Linked DNA regions of Homo sapiens: region 1 is linked to region 2. Evidence: chromatin contacts called from ENCODE Hi-C or POLR2A ChIA-PET data. All regions are on one chromosome and are shown on one strand. The core of a region is the stretch at or near the end of the contact, and the rest is flanking DNA. Distances in the headings are between cores, read along the strand shown. Region 1 holds the start of LINC01798 (long intergenic non-protein coding RNA 1798). Region 2 overlaps MEIS1 (Meis homeobox 1).

Evidence for each region. A loop is a pair of places that touch in the nucleus more often than their neighbours do. ChIA-PET counts read pairs that join two places held with the same protein, here RNA polymerase II (POLR2A).
Region 1: a map of Right ventricle myocardium inferior shows a loop between it and region 2 (2.0-fold over the local background). The contact joins the promoter of LINC01798 here to the enhancer-like site in region 2. A Hi-C loop is called at or near these places in 2 of 168 maps with a recorded cell type or tissue (Right ventricle myocardium inferior and natural killer cell). POLR2A ChIA-PET finds 5 or more read pairs at or near these places in 7 of 52 experiments (A673, AG04450, BJ and 4 more).

What each region holds. Positions count from the first base shown.
Region 1 is chr2:66,571,613-66,579,204 of GRCh38, reverse strand. It overlaps LINC01798 (long intergenic non-protein coding RNA 1798), which reads right to left and starts at 5,175. Exons shown (of 6, transcript NR_110156.1): 1 at 5,040-5,175. MEIS1 (Meis homeobox 1) reads right to left here. Exons shown (of 13, transcript NM_002398.3): 13 at 5,336-7,592. RefSeq lists enhancers at 1-971, 3,486-3,941, 6,336-7,592.
Region 2 is chr2:66,530,809-66,538,623 of GRCh38, reverse strand. The region is part of intron 8 of MEIS1 (Meis homeobox 1); the gene reads right to left. Among named protein-coding and RNA genes, the nearest start is that of LINC01798, 39 kb to the left of the region's middle. RefSeq lists enhancers at 1,146-1,738, 1,025-1,741, 906-1,849, 668-3,241. Within about 2 kb of position 1,505, at least 2 of the 41 ENCODE cell types and tissues checked have a DNase peak (open chromatin) inside an H3K27ac peak, as active enhancers do; they include A673, where a contact is called at or near this core.

The sequences.
Region 1 (7,592 bases), core at 3,926-6,425, 37 kb before region 2:
AGCTACCTGCCTTTTTCCCCTCATCCCCAATTTTTTTTCTATTTATTAGGACTCATGTGGATTGGGATTGCCTTTTCTGTATTATATTACCAAGCAGTTACAGTGTAAAATCTCATGCACCTTCAGACGATCGCACCCCTCCCAGGGGGAAAAAAAAAAAAGAAATGCTTTTTTTTCATTCAGTTTTAGCATCTTGTTTCGTTGAAATGCAAGACAGGTACTTGATTTAGCATTTAAGCAAAAGGTTACACAAACCGCGTTTTAGAAAGTGTTGGGATGTCCGACAGGGTCAGCCCTAGATCAGATCATTTTTTGAATGCAGACCTAAAGATAATGAGTACTTGTTGTATTAAAGGGGACAAACAGTACTTTGGCTTCCTCTGACCCCAGAATGCACGGCTCGGTTTCATTGATCATCCTCCTTTATGAGATAATGCAATTACAAACATCAATAAGGGGCTGCAAGGGGAATCATTATGCGGTGACAGTGATAAATGACGGTGCAGAAATAGCATGCTTTTCCCCCCTAACAATCCAGGAGCCCAGGGGCTCCGGGGGCTGAACACAGTCGCCAAGGAAACAGATGACATCCCAAACGGCACCAAAAGAAAAAAAATGAACAGTCTTTCTTTGCCTTTCACTCTTTTCCGTCTTCCAAAGAGTTAGTTTTGGCTCAAGCAGCAGCTGCTACACAAGGCATTTCGTTATTTCAAACATTAAAGACTGGAACGGGCAGTGGGAGTCTCCTCCCCTTTCATCCCCACCCCCACTAGATAACACACAAAGCTCGCTGTTCACAGTTTAGGACTACCTGAAAATGCACGTCTCAAAAATCAGATTGGGATGGGGTGGAGGGGCGTCGGGAACGTGGATTTGCACAGCCCTTGCGTTGTGTTTCCCCTGCTTTTGTCCAGTGGAAACTGAGTCTCCAGAACAAGCTGGCGCCTCGCGGGTCGGCCAGTAAGGGAACGGGTGCGCGTGGCTCGCCTCCATCTCCCCGCAGTGCCAGACGCTGCTCTGTGCCAAGGCGGGGGCTGAGGAGCAGGCGACTGCTGGGGGTGTTTGCTGCTGTGCTGGGTTTCTTTGGGATGGAGTTATCAATGGGCGCAGAGATCGTCCCTAAATCGAGAAATCTGGTTCTTTAAAGCCTCAGGGTGCCCTCAGCAAGCGGCTTCAAAAGGGCCTCACTGAACATTCCCCACCCCACCCATGCCCAGAAAGGTGGGCGAGGTAGATGGGCGCAAAAAGGCGTCGGGCTACCAGACTTCTGCGACGGCCCTGAGGCAGCGGGGGACTAGGAGAGGGGCAGAACCTCTGGACACTAGGTGGAGAAGGGGAACTTGCCACTTTGGGGGAGGGGAGGAGGAAGAAAGAGTACTGAGATGTGAGGGAGGCCTAGGAAGAAAGGCAGAGGGAGGGGAGAAGGAAAGCAAGCAAAAGCAATCCCACCCTTACAGGAGGTCGTCACCCCGCAGAAAACAGACACAGGGTTTCTGACCCCTGCCCGGTCCGCCTCGGCGTGGAGCTAGGGACCCCCGCTCGGCGCTCCCTGCCACACACGGCCCCCACCGGGAGGAGCGGGCCAAGCGGGTGCCTGAAGCAGGTGACTTTATTCACTGCTTCCCCAATCGGCGAGGTCCCGGGACTCGTTTTCCGCCTGGAAATTAAGATCATTGCTCGCGTAATGACCTTAATGCTTTAGGGTAGAGGTGAGTGTGTCTGCGAGTGGGCAGGGGTAGAAATTACCGACCCGATCGATGGGAGACTGGCTTAAAACTAAATCCCTTTTCTCCAGGGCTGCACCGCCCGGGTTTCCCCTCAGTGGGCTGAGAGCGCCGGGATGTCAGGAGGCAGCGCGCGGAGGGGTGACCCGTGGGGCGCGGCAAGCCAGAATCAAGGCCCTAAAAATGCTTCCCCCATCTCCCCACTGAGACCCCCAGGGTACTATTTTCAGAGCAAAGGCGCTTTAAAGCTCAAATGTTGGCGAACTGATTGCTCAATACGTTGTTTGTTTTTCCTTTCAGCTCCGCCTAGGGAGAGAATGTTTCAGACTCCTTGGCGGGTAGAGCGGGCCGAAAAGGGAGCCCTCCCTCTCCCAGCCATCAGCTGTCTTCCTCAGGTCCCCGACCCCACCTTTCTCGCTCACTACTTTTTCCCCAAACCCTGGGATTCCCAGGCTCCTGTAGTCTCCGCACCGTGGCCACCTTAAGTGAAACGCGCCGCTAGCAGCCAGTGGGTAAGGCATGGCATGGGAGACGAGAATGAGACAAGGAAAAGTGCCCAGCCAGGCAGGGCGCCCCACTACCCAGTTCCACGCCTCTCTCCATCGGCGTCCAAGCGCCTACCCGGGAGCTTTGCAGCATGAAGTTACGTTTTTACTGCCTTCCGGTGGGCCAAGGGCCTGAGGGTATCCGAAAGGCTGGGGAAAGTTTGCAGAGCTTTTAAAGTGATCCTGAGGAGCTTCTGCCTAAGGCGTCGGGGTGCTGTCTACGGCTTCCCGGCTGCGGCTCCAGACTCGGGCACTCTCCTCCCAACGCCCTCCTAGTGGGCCGTGCACGCGTTCCATGTGCCCTCCAGCCCCCAGGCTCTCTGGGTCGCGCTCCCAGGGCCACTATGGGACTCTGGAGTCTGGGGCCCCCGATGTGGCAAAGTCTATTAGGAAGTCTCCAGGCTACTACAAAGCACTCCGTGAGGTTCCGAGGAAAGAGCGCCCGGACCTGCACCCAGGAGGTGCCTCTCCACAACCTCCTTCGCAGACCCCTGGTCGCCCCATCTCCAGAGACAAAGTCAACAGTCCCTTAGACTAGACTCAGATGGGGGTGAGGGCAGGAGGGTAAGGCAGGCGCCCGTGCAGCCCCCCCACCCCCGCCACCCCCCGCGACCAGAGCTGTGGTCTCTGGGCAAAGACCTGCCCGCCCACGCACTGGGGCCTAGGCCGGGACCCAGCGCATCGAGGGACTCAGGGGTAGCACGTCCTGGCTGGAGCTCTGCGCAGTTGCCCGCTGGATTTCCTCTCGGGGCACGGAGCCGGGCCCAACCCCAGGACTGGAGCCTATACCCTTCCGCTCCTCCCGCAGACTTGGGGGACACTGCACACAGCAACTAACCCCGATCGCAAAGTCGAGCGCGAAGTCTGCACGCCGCGTGGGAGACGCGAGAGGGAGGGGGAGGGCAGGGCTTGCGTTTTTCCTTTTCAGAATCCTTCGACTTCACTACGAAGTTTGCTGGTAGGCGCCTCTGCTCCGGGGTCGGAGCCTCCCACCAAGGCTCCTTCCCCTCCCCTTCTCCCCGCCCCCGCGAGCCGAAGCAGCCGCAGCCTCCACCAGGACCCGGCCGCCCGCTCGATCCCCCTGACCCGGACCCTGCGCCCAGGTTGCAGCGCCGCCCTCCCGGCCTTGCCCCCGGGCTCGGCTGGGGGCTCTTTTCCCCGGGGCGAAACTCGCCCGCCTGGCTCACTTCAAGGAGACACCCGCTGCCTCCCGAGGAACTCCTAATACCATCCATACAGCTTTAATGCGTTTATAATTCGATAAGTGATTTCAATTTGAAATTGTTAGTAACTAATTTTATGGGTAATTTTTCCACATCAAATATTTAAGCATCAGATTAAGGGAGCCAGTTCCGACACTGGATAATAAGGGGGTTTCCCCCACTCCCGCGCCTCCGCCTCCCTCCGTTTCCTACCGAGTCGTTTTTCGAAATCCCCAAAAGATGGCAGTCGAAGCCGACTTTCCTCTTTTCCTGTGGCTCTGCGAAGGGAGGGGGAGAGAGGAGGATGGGGGAGTGCGAGAGTGGGGGGCGGAGAGAGAGAGAGAGACAGAGAGAGAGAAGGAGGAGGAGGAGAAGGAGAAGAAAAAAAGGGGGGAGAGAAAAGCTAGACGGTGCATGGACTTTTCAGACGAATTCTTTCACACGTTTCTAATACAAGCGAAAAGCAGTGGTGAATTTCCTGGAAAAGTCCTGGCAGAAATGAAAGCCAAAAAACGTGCCTTGTGGCCTCAGGGTACGGGATGTGAGAAACTCAGCACATTCAAGCTAAATCTTCATTTTAGAACAGGAGAGGGAGAGGGAGACCCAGAGAGGAACCGACTCGACTGACTTTAGGGTCTTTCTTTGTATTTTAACATTGTATATAAATACTACACAACTAGGCAACGTGTTTCCTCGAGGACTGGACTCTGCGAATTACATAATGAGGGGAAAGAGGTAGGGGTGGGGAAGGGGAAGGGGTGGGGGCAGACTGCAGCGGGCGGAGGGGAGACTGGGGCGAGCAGCGGATGAATTGCAGACCAGTTGCCAAAACTTTTTTTTTTTCCCTGCTGCTGCTGCTGCGGCTGCCTTTGCTGCTGCCTTTGCTTTGAATGTGGGTAACTAGGAAACAGCAAGCCGTCTGAGAAGACGGAATTTCCAACGTGTAAAATGTTCTTAACGGAACCATTGAGCGAGTGCAATAAGGCGTGAGGGGGAACTAATCTTCCCATTTAAATGTTTGTGGCAATTTTATCTAAATGAATTTTAATGCTAAACGAGGGTAATTCCCCATTTGTAGCGCGTTTACTTCTCTTTCCTGTGCTTCTAAAGCAGTCGAACATCATGCAATGAACAATAACAATAAAAATACTGTCAAGGCATATTATTCATTTTGAATGTGTTATAATTACAGCTGATTAAATATGATAGGGTAAAATATTTTTAATTTTTTGAAAAAAAAATTTAAATCATATTAAAAAGTAGTCTCATTCAGCCAGAGCCAGCCCCCTTTCCACCCCCCCCCCACCCCCCCACCCCCCCACCACCAAATAAAAATAAAAACCAGGTACAATTTTGTGCCCTTGTTTAGAGGAGGGCGTTTTGTTTTTGCCTTTTAGGAAACATCAAAAACACTCTCAGCACCTCTATTATTTGCCTCTTTCGGATAAGTGTCCTCAATAACCTTCGAGCTGGCTCTGAAATTTACAAGAGGAAAAGCTAAAATAGCATTAAGAGGGGAGGGCATCGAGGCAGGGGAAGAAAGGAACTGCGAAGAGCGAGGCTCTCACCTAAATGGCTCACAGAGGGGGAACTCACGGAAATAGCAGTTTATTTTTTCTAATTCCTGGACACTGCTGATCTCGATTCTTCAGAGTCACCATATTCCCTAACTACTCTTCACTTGTAAACCTCCCTCCCCTAGCGCCTCTCTCTTTCTCTCTGTCTCTCCCTCTCGCCTCTCTCCCTCTCCCCACCACACCTCCTCCCCTTTCTTTCCCTCCCCCACCCATCCTGAGCCTCCTCAGGAATAAAGGCTGAAAATAACCAACTCACCCGGGCATGTACTGGAGAGGAGGAGCAAATAGACAGTTTATAAAGTTTATTATTAATTGTTAAAGTAAATAAATGGTTGTTAACTGCTAGCAACCACCTATCAAAAGAGAATGATTTCACTCACATCGACTATTTAGGTAGAGGAAGAATTGCCACTAGGTCAACAAGGGAGATTTAAACAATCCCATCTATGGGCTGGGGAGGGGTAGAAGCGCTGCCAGAGATGGCTGCAGTAGGCTGAGCCTTGCTCTCTGCGCATCCACGTGTTTAGAAACAAGGCCCCATCAGCAAAAGGTGAGAATGCATTGCTACTCCAGCAGGTGAGTCAGTCAATCACACATCACCTAGTAAAGCCAACCCACAGCTGGTTTCTCTTTTCGAATAGAAAATAGAATTGCTAAGGGCCGGTTTATAGGGTGACTTGGGCCTGAATGTCAGACTTGAGTTTAAGGCTCTCTCTCCTCCGACCCATCCTTTGTTTACAAAGCAATCACTACTGAAAGGCTTATTTTTTAAAACGAATTTGCCTTAATTAAAATATTTGTATATTTTCCTTAGCTTTGGGAAGCACTTTTTATAGCAGCAATTTTATTTAAATAAAATTATAAGCTATTCCAGCTTAAACATATTATTTTCTACCATTTAGCCGGCTGCCATGCAGAAATCTTGTACAGCTGTTCTGGAAAATTGGTTAATAACCAGTTTTATCCAATGAGAACATAGAGCATATTTATAAAAATTAGATTTTGAAGTCTGGTCTCTTCAATTCATGTAGTTAATTTCCTAATAAACATATACTGCTCATCCTAGGTAACATCCTTTAGTAAAAGACTTAACTTTGTACTTAGGTTTGCCTTTATGTGCAAGAATAATTTCACTGATATTAGATGAGTAATTCTGTTGGATGTAATTCTGAGTCTAGAGTTAGTTTAGTGCCTTTAGGCCTCAAATTTGCTGATATTAGGAGTTCATTAAGTCAGCTTAAAGAAATCAGTGGTTATTATTAAACAACTTACTTTGCGGTTAAAATTGTCAAATACATATATGGCTTAGGGAGCCAAAATTAATTTTTATATTTACTGTATTAATCTTTAAAAATCTGGGGGGCAGTAAACAAATTTTTCAAGCAGTGGAGTCAGCATGACAAAAATAATCTTGTTTTTATTTTAGATTCAGATTTCATTACTGCACTCAAACGACTACAACTGGGCTTGGCGTTATTATACAATCCAAACTGTTTCCATCAGAAACGCTAAGACTCAGTGTGCAATGATTGTTATTAATAATTAGCTCCTTGGTTTCTTGATAGAAAAAGGCTATCAACAAGCATTTGTTTATCCACAACAAAAAGTATAATTAGCTTATCCCACTTAGTAAATCTTGTATGCATGCCAACTCATACCAAACTGCTACTTTTACAAAAAAAAATTGCAATAATACAGTTCATTTTTCCAGTCCTTTTTGCACAAAATTTATTTACAATGTCTACATAAATGCTCCAAGGTGGGACTATGAAAAAATACACACATGACCGATGCTTTGCTCAGAAATAAAGTCAACATATTAAAAATAAATCTTCAGTCTATGTTTTAGAGCTGCTTAAAACAGGAAGTGATGTATAAGGTGGTGGTTGTTGCATGGGGACAATGATGCTTGATGTGACAATTAGGCTTCTAAACACACGGCCTTTTGGTTTCCATGCCTCCTCCTACCAGTCTCCTTAAGACACTGCCTGCAACAGCTGATTAATCATTGTTGATGACTGCAGTTTTTCCCATCCTTCCCGATTTACATCTGTTCAGGCCAATTCAAATATGGTGAGTAAATGAATTAGACATGCAAATTCAAGCCCCAGGCTAGAAAGAGGGAGAGAGAGGAAAAGAGAGAGAAAGAGAGAGAGCGCGCGCATGGCTGAAATCCTAGGCGAGAAGAAAGATTCTTCTGCCTGATAGTTATTTTAATGCTCTAAAAATCCTGCAAATCAGACCTTCCTGTCCCTTGCAGGATAACTGTAAGGCTTTTTAATGTAAGGAGGCTTCTGGAGGAAGTGAAGAGCTATGGAAACAACACACATAGTGTGGAAAAATTTCACATTTTTTTTAAAAAATCTATAAGAAACAACGTAATATGGATAACAGTATAATAGCATTTACAATATTTCACTCTTTGTTCTCTTAATGTCTTATATAGTTATTTAGCATGTCCCCCAAATTGACTTCAGTTGGTATTTCCTGCTTTTTAAAGGTCCCTATGAAGAATTAGGGATGCTCCTTGGTCCAGAGTAGATG
Region 2 (7,815 bases), core at 256-2,755:
GCCCAATAAATATTTCTGTGAATGAATGTTATTAAAGTTAGAGATGACTAAAATCCCTCAACCTGCATTTGTGAGTAGGAGTAGATGACTTCAGATAAACACAAAACTAGCAGCTCCATTCCAACAATTATTCATCCTTCTCACTTAGTTCAACAAATCCCAGAATAGTAGAGTGCCTAGTCCAGATTTTGCTCACTTTATTTACCTGACATTTATATAATGTTTACTGTATGTTGGGCAGCGTTCTCAGAGCTTTAAGTATTTACTTATTTAATCCTTAAAACAAGTCTCTAAGATAAGTACTCTTACCATTATTTTACAGAGGACACTGAGGCTCAGAATCTAATTTACTGGCAAGTAAAATAGAGCTGGGATTTGACTCTAAGTAGTCAATTGCACAGCCTATGCTTTTAATTACTGTGTTATTCTGCTTTTCTTTCTTAGCGTCAATTTATAATTTCCCCCAAAGTTTCTCCCAAATTCACTCTATGTTGTTCTTGGGTTTATTTGTGACAAAATTCCCTTCCTACTCTCTAACTTCAATGCAACAAAATTCAAGTTCTGTATCTTTATGCCTAGCACAGGACAGAAGAAAGGATAAAGAAGACTGTTTCAACATGGAGGCTTTTCCCCAAGAATTTCACTTGAACATGCACAACAAAAACATGGCACACTATACTGGACCACCTTTCTGAAAAGAAAGTTCATGACTGATTTATACAATAAACTCCAATAAAGTAAGGATCTTTTTCAAACTATGTATAGCCCATCTCTACAATTTCAGAGAGCACGTCAGCTAAAAGGAGACCTAACACCAGCCTGAAGAACACTTTTCCACTTTAAAAATCAAAGAGAAAGGATTTTGAAACCATTAAGTAGAAAGACAAGGAAGATGAAATACTACAACGCCATTTTGGAATGAGTCTGTTGACAGCAATCATTATTGCCTTTACAGATGCCCTGTCTAGCATTAATTATTCAGGAAAAATCCTTGTCTAAAGAATAAAGTATCCGTAAGTTAGAAGCAAAATGGTACATTTGGTGAGGAGATATTTTTGAGAGAGAAAAAGATAGAGACAGGGAGAATGAGATGGAGAATTCGTGCTGCTCCCAATATGACTAAAGACCCCTGGAACTGGTACCCATTCTCTAGTGCTAATTTTCCCACTTAAATTACAGTGATGATGTAGCCTCATCTCATTAGAGATCATTGTCCCCAGTAGACAGTTGTGTTTATGGGGGACTCTGGCTGCTCCACACCTGCTGATCAGGTTGCTATGTGATCAAGACGGCATACAAACAGCAGACTGGAGCTTGCTGGACTGCAACTGATGAGCCCAGGCTAATTCAGGGGTGATTATGTAGTTTACTGGACCACTAAACCTCTTTAAGCTTGTAATTACTGCCTATTTGAGTAAAGAACATTCAAAAGCAATTCACTGCATCATGCCTGCCACAGCTGGAAGCAGGCTGCCAGCAGTCTGTAGGGACATTAAAATCTACAGGGACGTGGATTGAAGCCCAGCTAACAGACACTCTCAAGCAGCACCCTCAGCCAAGTATGTGAACATTCCTGCTCACCTCTCCTGACCAAGCTTACCATTAAAGGTCAATGAAAACTATAGAATAGCCATAAAGATGACAAATAATGGAATGTAATGGTACAAACCACATTTTAATGATTTCCCCCCTTTGTAAAGCTAAAATTTAAAAAGTCTTCACAATGCCAGAGAGAGAGAGAGAGAATGCACTTTAAATAATATACACTGCTGAGATGTACTGTGTGCTTGCTAAAAGTTCCATCCCAAAGATACCAGCTTGAAAACAAAATGCCCACTTTTTATGCATTATAAAAGAACTGGTATGTATAGTCGTTTTAGACATTTTCCACCCACTTAGCTGCTGTTTATAACCTTAGCTGGGAAAATATTGTTTAGCTAGTTGATTGACATTTTCTAAAATCATATGTGTAGATTTTTGCAGTTAATGAATTAAAAGGCCTCTCAGACACCTGAGTGAAATTTATTTTCAAGAGTCAGAGAAGATTTAAGAAAAAAAAATCAGTATTTATCAATGTTCTCATTTTCTTTTGCTGTCACCTTAACAACCGCAGTTCTTTTGTATAACAAAAGTGTAAAACATGCTTTGCATTGCTACGGGTATAATTATTACTTGTCTCTAAGTAACAGAAAAAGACTGGAACTTAATGAAGGGGGATTAAGTTAATTTCTTTTTTAGCTAACAGTTTCCTGTCTCTTAAAATGCAGACCCTGGTGAACATAATGTTTGGGAAGACAAAATTAAGCTTTTTATTTGACTAAAATCTCCACTCTGGAATATTGATATTAAAATATTAAGATGATGTTTATTCTTTAAAAGTATGTAAATTTGGTATTAAATAAAGCCACAGAAATCCTCTCTGACTACTCCATCCAAAGTCCACAGATCCCGGGGTTTATGTGTTATCTAGACATCACTCCTATTAATATTCATTAGATGGGTCTGCTTGCATTTTTATAAGCTGTGAGAGAGGCAAAAGAAACAATCAGAATTCTTTAACACACAGGCATTATCAATTCAACATATGCCAAATAGCAGAGCACCCAGATCTGAAGTTAAGATTCAAATGCAATTTACCTTTACTAAGCTAATTTTCATGAAAACTCTTTTCTCTTTATCCATTGTTGTCTAAGCTATTTAATTTTCTCTATTCTGTGCACCATGCACTTCAGTTTTTAATTTCAGAGATTATTCAGCACTATATTTTATCTTAGTTAACAACAAAACTCTTATCTTGCAATCAAACTAAAGGGAATTCCCCCTTAAGAAGAAAAAAAAAATCTAAAAACTTTAAATGGTTTTAGTGATCAGATTACCTTTATCTTTATGAACCTTCTTAAGCAAACCCTTTCCAACTCCCGAAAGCATTTATTGATGTGAATTCACTGTCTGTCTCCAGAATGGATTATAGATGAGGGAAGAGTCTTAGTCAAAATTTGGGCAGATCCACCGTATTTGTTTCCCAAAGTACACTTTCCTCATTAAATCTAACTGGGCTGGGGGCAGGGAGGTGCGGATGCCGGCACAGATGTGGACTTATTTCTGCAGGGTTATCACAAATGTTCATGGAATATCTTAGATGAGTGGGAGAAGGCTCGACCTGTCACCAACAAGACTGTGAGATAAAGTTGGCAAAAATATATTTCATCAAAGTTAACTTGAAGAATAGTTTGGGCTTTTTTTTAAGACTTTGAGAAGGGTGATCCCTTATATTTGTATATAGCTTTACATTTTCAAAGAGGTTTTATTATATTTTGCCAAGTTTGAACCTCACAATTACTGGTGAAGTTAGAATAGGTAATGTTGCCCTCATTCTATACAAGAGAAAACAAAATTTAGAGTGGACACATGGCAAGATATACAGGGTTACGTGGCTGGGAAGTTGCTGGCCCTAAGGCCTCCTACTTCTCTATCTAGTTGTCTTTACACTCTACTGAAGCTCAAAGTTTATCTTGTTAATGATAAAATAAAAAGCTGTAGCTTCATCTGTCAGAAACCTACTGTGAGTTAGTTGACCCAGCCTCTGTTTTAACGTGTAAATGTGTACTGCCCAGGATGAAACAAAGAACTAAACTAAAACTTAAACTAAAATCAAACAAAACCATCACCTTTTAAATTAGCTGCCATCATTCCTAATGAACTTATATACATAATCTTACTGGTAATGCCAAAAAGTCTTAAATAGTGACATTTGCCCCTTCTAAAACATGCTTTGGGAAAGAAATGTCCTTATCCAGTGAGGATTGATTCGTTTGTTCCTCTTTGAAACAACTAGATATAGTTTTGCTTTATGTAATGTGTTTTTCTTTGCCATTCCACTTGTGACTTAAGGTTGCTAATTACACAAAGAAGGGCCTAGTTTTCCCTTCCTAAATGAGTTCTTAAGAAAACTTAGGCCTATGTGGAGAGTCATAAGCCCGTTTAGCCCAGGAACGTGGTCATGAAGTCCATTCATGCTTCAGTGATGTGGTTACACATTTACAAATGGCAAATCTAAAGGAAAACATTTTAAAAGAATTTTTTTTTTTTTAAGACAGAGTCTCACTCTGTTGCCCAGGCTGAAGCGCAGTGGCACAATCTTGGCTCACTGCAACCTCTGCCTCCCAGGTTCAAGCAATCCTCCTGCCTCAGCCTCTCAAGTAGCTGGGAATACAAGCATGCTCCACCATGACGAGCTAATTTTTATATTTTGAGTAGAGACGGGGTTTCACCATGTTGGACAGGCTGGTCTCAAACCCCTGACCTCGTGATCCGCCCGCCTTGGCCTCCCAAAGTGCTGGGATTACAGGTGTGAGCCACTGCGCCCGGCCCAAAAATTGGTTTTAAGAGGTGTAGTTCAGTGTATCAATTTAGTTAGATAACTAAAGTTAAGTCCTTAGAACCCACAGTAACTATGACTTTGATCAACATTTCAGATCTCCAAGCCTTGCTTCCTCATTGGTAAAATGAGGATAATCACGCTGGTGGTGGTCAAATGAGACAACACGCATCAAATTGCTTAGCATAGGGTCTGGCATATATTTAGAGACTAGTAAACAGTAGCTGAATCTGAGATGACTCTTAAGATTGGGCTAATCTATGTAAAAATACATAAAATGCATACAGTTCTCAATTTGCAGGGAAGAAGATATGACTAGATAATTCTTCTAAATTTATTTTTACTGTTAAATTAGATTTTAATGTTTTCTTGTAATTCTCTTTATTTGGACAAACTTGCTTCCAAGATCTCTGAAGGCAGGGCAGCTTCATGGGTGTGCTGCCTGTAAGTGACACAGGGACCCCCACATAGACGGGCCCCATGCTTGACTTAATGTGCTGCTGTCACGATCTTGAATTTTTTTTTAAGAAGCCCTGCACAATTTATGAGGAGAATTTACACATTCTCCACAAATTACGCAATGGGTCCCATTAAAAGGAAAAGAGGCTATGTTTTCCCTATTAGATGTTTTATGCTTAGCTACAACTTCTCTTGAGTTTATTTGAGCTTCACAGAAGTAAATAAATAATTACTAGATTCTAACTTAAAGAGTGTTAAAAAAAGACACTATAAAAGCAAGATATAGAGGTGACACTGACAGTGTAGATGTGCTCAGGCCTCAGACAGATGAGTAAGGACACTTCAATGACCCTCCAGTGGCCTTCAAGGGGTCACACATTGCTGTAAGTGCCTAAGTCACCCTCGGGGACTGACTAAGGCACTGAGAAAATATTCTATATTATAAAGTCTATGGGGGAAAAATAATCAATAATAATCGGGATCCTTCAAGGTGTGAGGCCCATTCTGGCTCAGTGGACTTAGGAATGTTGAGAGCCTTTGTCTTTTGGTGGTTGGAAGTCAGAAGTGGCAATTCGCCCACCTTTCTTGGCAGGGGACGAGCACCACATTTGGCAGAAAAGTGTGCTCTCGAGAAAAGGGAGCAGAGGATCTTTTGGCCTGAGCTCCAGCTAGGATAGATCAAGAGTGAGAACTCGCCCTTGCATGCCAACCAAATGCTGCTGTAATTAAAAACAAACCTTTGGAAATAAAGTATTCGGAAATTATTTCAATTCTAGCACAGTCACAATACGAGCTCATCAATGGTTATAATTAATTGATTTGATGGCAGGATTTTGGATAAAAAAAACTGTCTTCTTTTTTAGTTCTCTTAAACAGAATTCTACTTTTTGTTAAAGGAGAGCCAGATAAATATATATATATGCAGACTAAAGAGAGAAATATATGTCATGTCATACAGTTTCAGAAGCCTCCAGCACATTTGGATTCTGTAGCTCACATCAAACCTGCTAAGATGGCAACACCAATTTTTAAAAATGCAAAATTCCATCATTTTGATGATGCCAAATGAGGAACTCGACTATTACATGCATATATTTTGTTTAATGGCTTCATTTATTTTAATAACAAAGGGAAACTAGATTTTACAGATGAAAGCTGTTTTTTTTTTCATGGCATCAAGGCAACTGGGATTTAAAAACTCTGTGATGTTAACCAATATGTGATAATGGATGCTCTCAGGGGCCCTATTTTATAACATTTTATGCAGTGGAAACCCACACTAACTACTGCCAGAGTGTTTACCCCTATTTTAAGAAGGCACAATTGGGGTGAGTGTCAGAGGGCCTTGTGATTGTTCCATGCTTTTGTGTTTTTTTTTTCTCTGAAAGGATACATGTTCAGTAAAGTGCTGGCTGTGGAAATACTGCAGCAACAGAATTAACTCACTAAAGATTTATTATAAATGAGGGAGGAAAGTGCTGTTCATGTGATTTCAGGGATAAGAAAATAATTGCATAGACCTCTTTTTCCCTGTTCAAAAATCTGCCTACGGGGTTTAATATTTTGTAGAGAATCGAAAAAATAAATCACAGCAAGTAACTTCAGTTTAATTCTTGTTGGATTTCTTCATTATACTGACTATCTATGGTGAATCAGGAAACCAGAAACTCATCAAAACTAATTCCCATAGGAACAGAAGACACTCCACCTCAGAACCTCCCTTTTACCCACTAAAACTGGTTATAACTAGTTTCAGAAAAAAAAGAAAGAAATACATGCAAAGGACATCTGGTCCACCCAAAATTCTGGTTAGATGATGCAAACCAAAAGGTCTGCGATGATTTTTTTTTTTTTAACTGAGAGCCATACCTACCAAACTCTAGTATACAACAGATGGAACTTGCCAGCCACACACAGGATGTCGAGTGATTTTACAGACACTGTCTTGGCTCAAGATGGCAGCTCATGATTAATGGCCGCCGCATCCTTGGCCCTGCTGCAGTCAGGCCTGGGGTCTCATCCTGACACACAGGGCCTTCGTCCGCAGCCAATCAGCAGATGTAAGCACATAGGCCCTGTCAAGTTGACATATCATTCCTTCGGCAATGTCAGCGAGTATTAATGTTCAATTATCTGTCCTAGAAATGACCCTCGCCTTTATGCGTTGTGTAACCGTGTACGTGGCACTCCCAAAGACAAGGGCAGAAATGTCCGCAATACACCAGCTACCAGGGAGTTGGTTTTCCAACACTGTCATGACATTGCCTTACAGTACTGAATAGGAAACCAATTTTTAATTTGTTTTCTAATACATGTTTGAAGGACTACTGAGCCCTTTATTTATTTCGCTACTTAGCTATTTTTCTGTGAGCATGTTTGCTTGTCAGTAGTCCTTCCTATTTAAACAGAGACTTCACATGAGTCATCTGTGACCTGATGATCACACTGAGCTAACTGTTCTTTGTATATGGTGATGAGTGTTCATTATGTGTAGGGTACCATTTTATTTCATGAAGCCAATTGTATATCATTTACCATCAAACCAAAATGACAACAGTAGACTCTTCTGGAGCAGTGTCAAGATCAATTCAACTTCAACTTGTGAAGCTAAAGTAGTCTGTTCAAGCCAGTCATCTCTCCTTCCCATTGCTAAAAATAAGGCTTCCAGCAGAGGAAGGTTTACCAGAACATATCTGAGATTGTTCACCTGTTAACGTGTACAGTTGCTCAGATATTTTACAATGTTGTGTGGATTTGTCTTAATTAAATTTAAAACTCCCCTTTTCTCTCAAATCACATGGCAAGAAAAAAAATTTATCTTAGCAGACAGCTGCATTTGCATGGTTTTTGTTGAACTCACATGCAAAGGTTATCAATAACAACTTTGCAAACTTCTTATACAACCAGTACTGAAAGATAATGTACAATAACTGCATGTTAACTTCCTCCAAAGCTGAGATAAAACCTTTAATGCAATC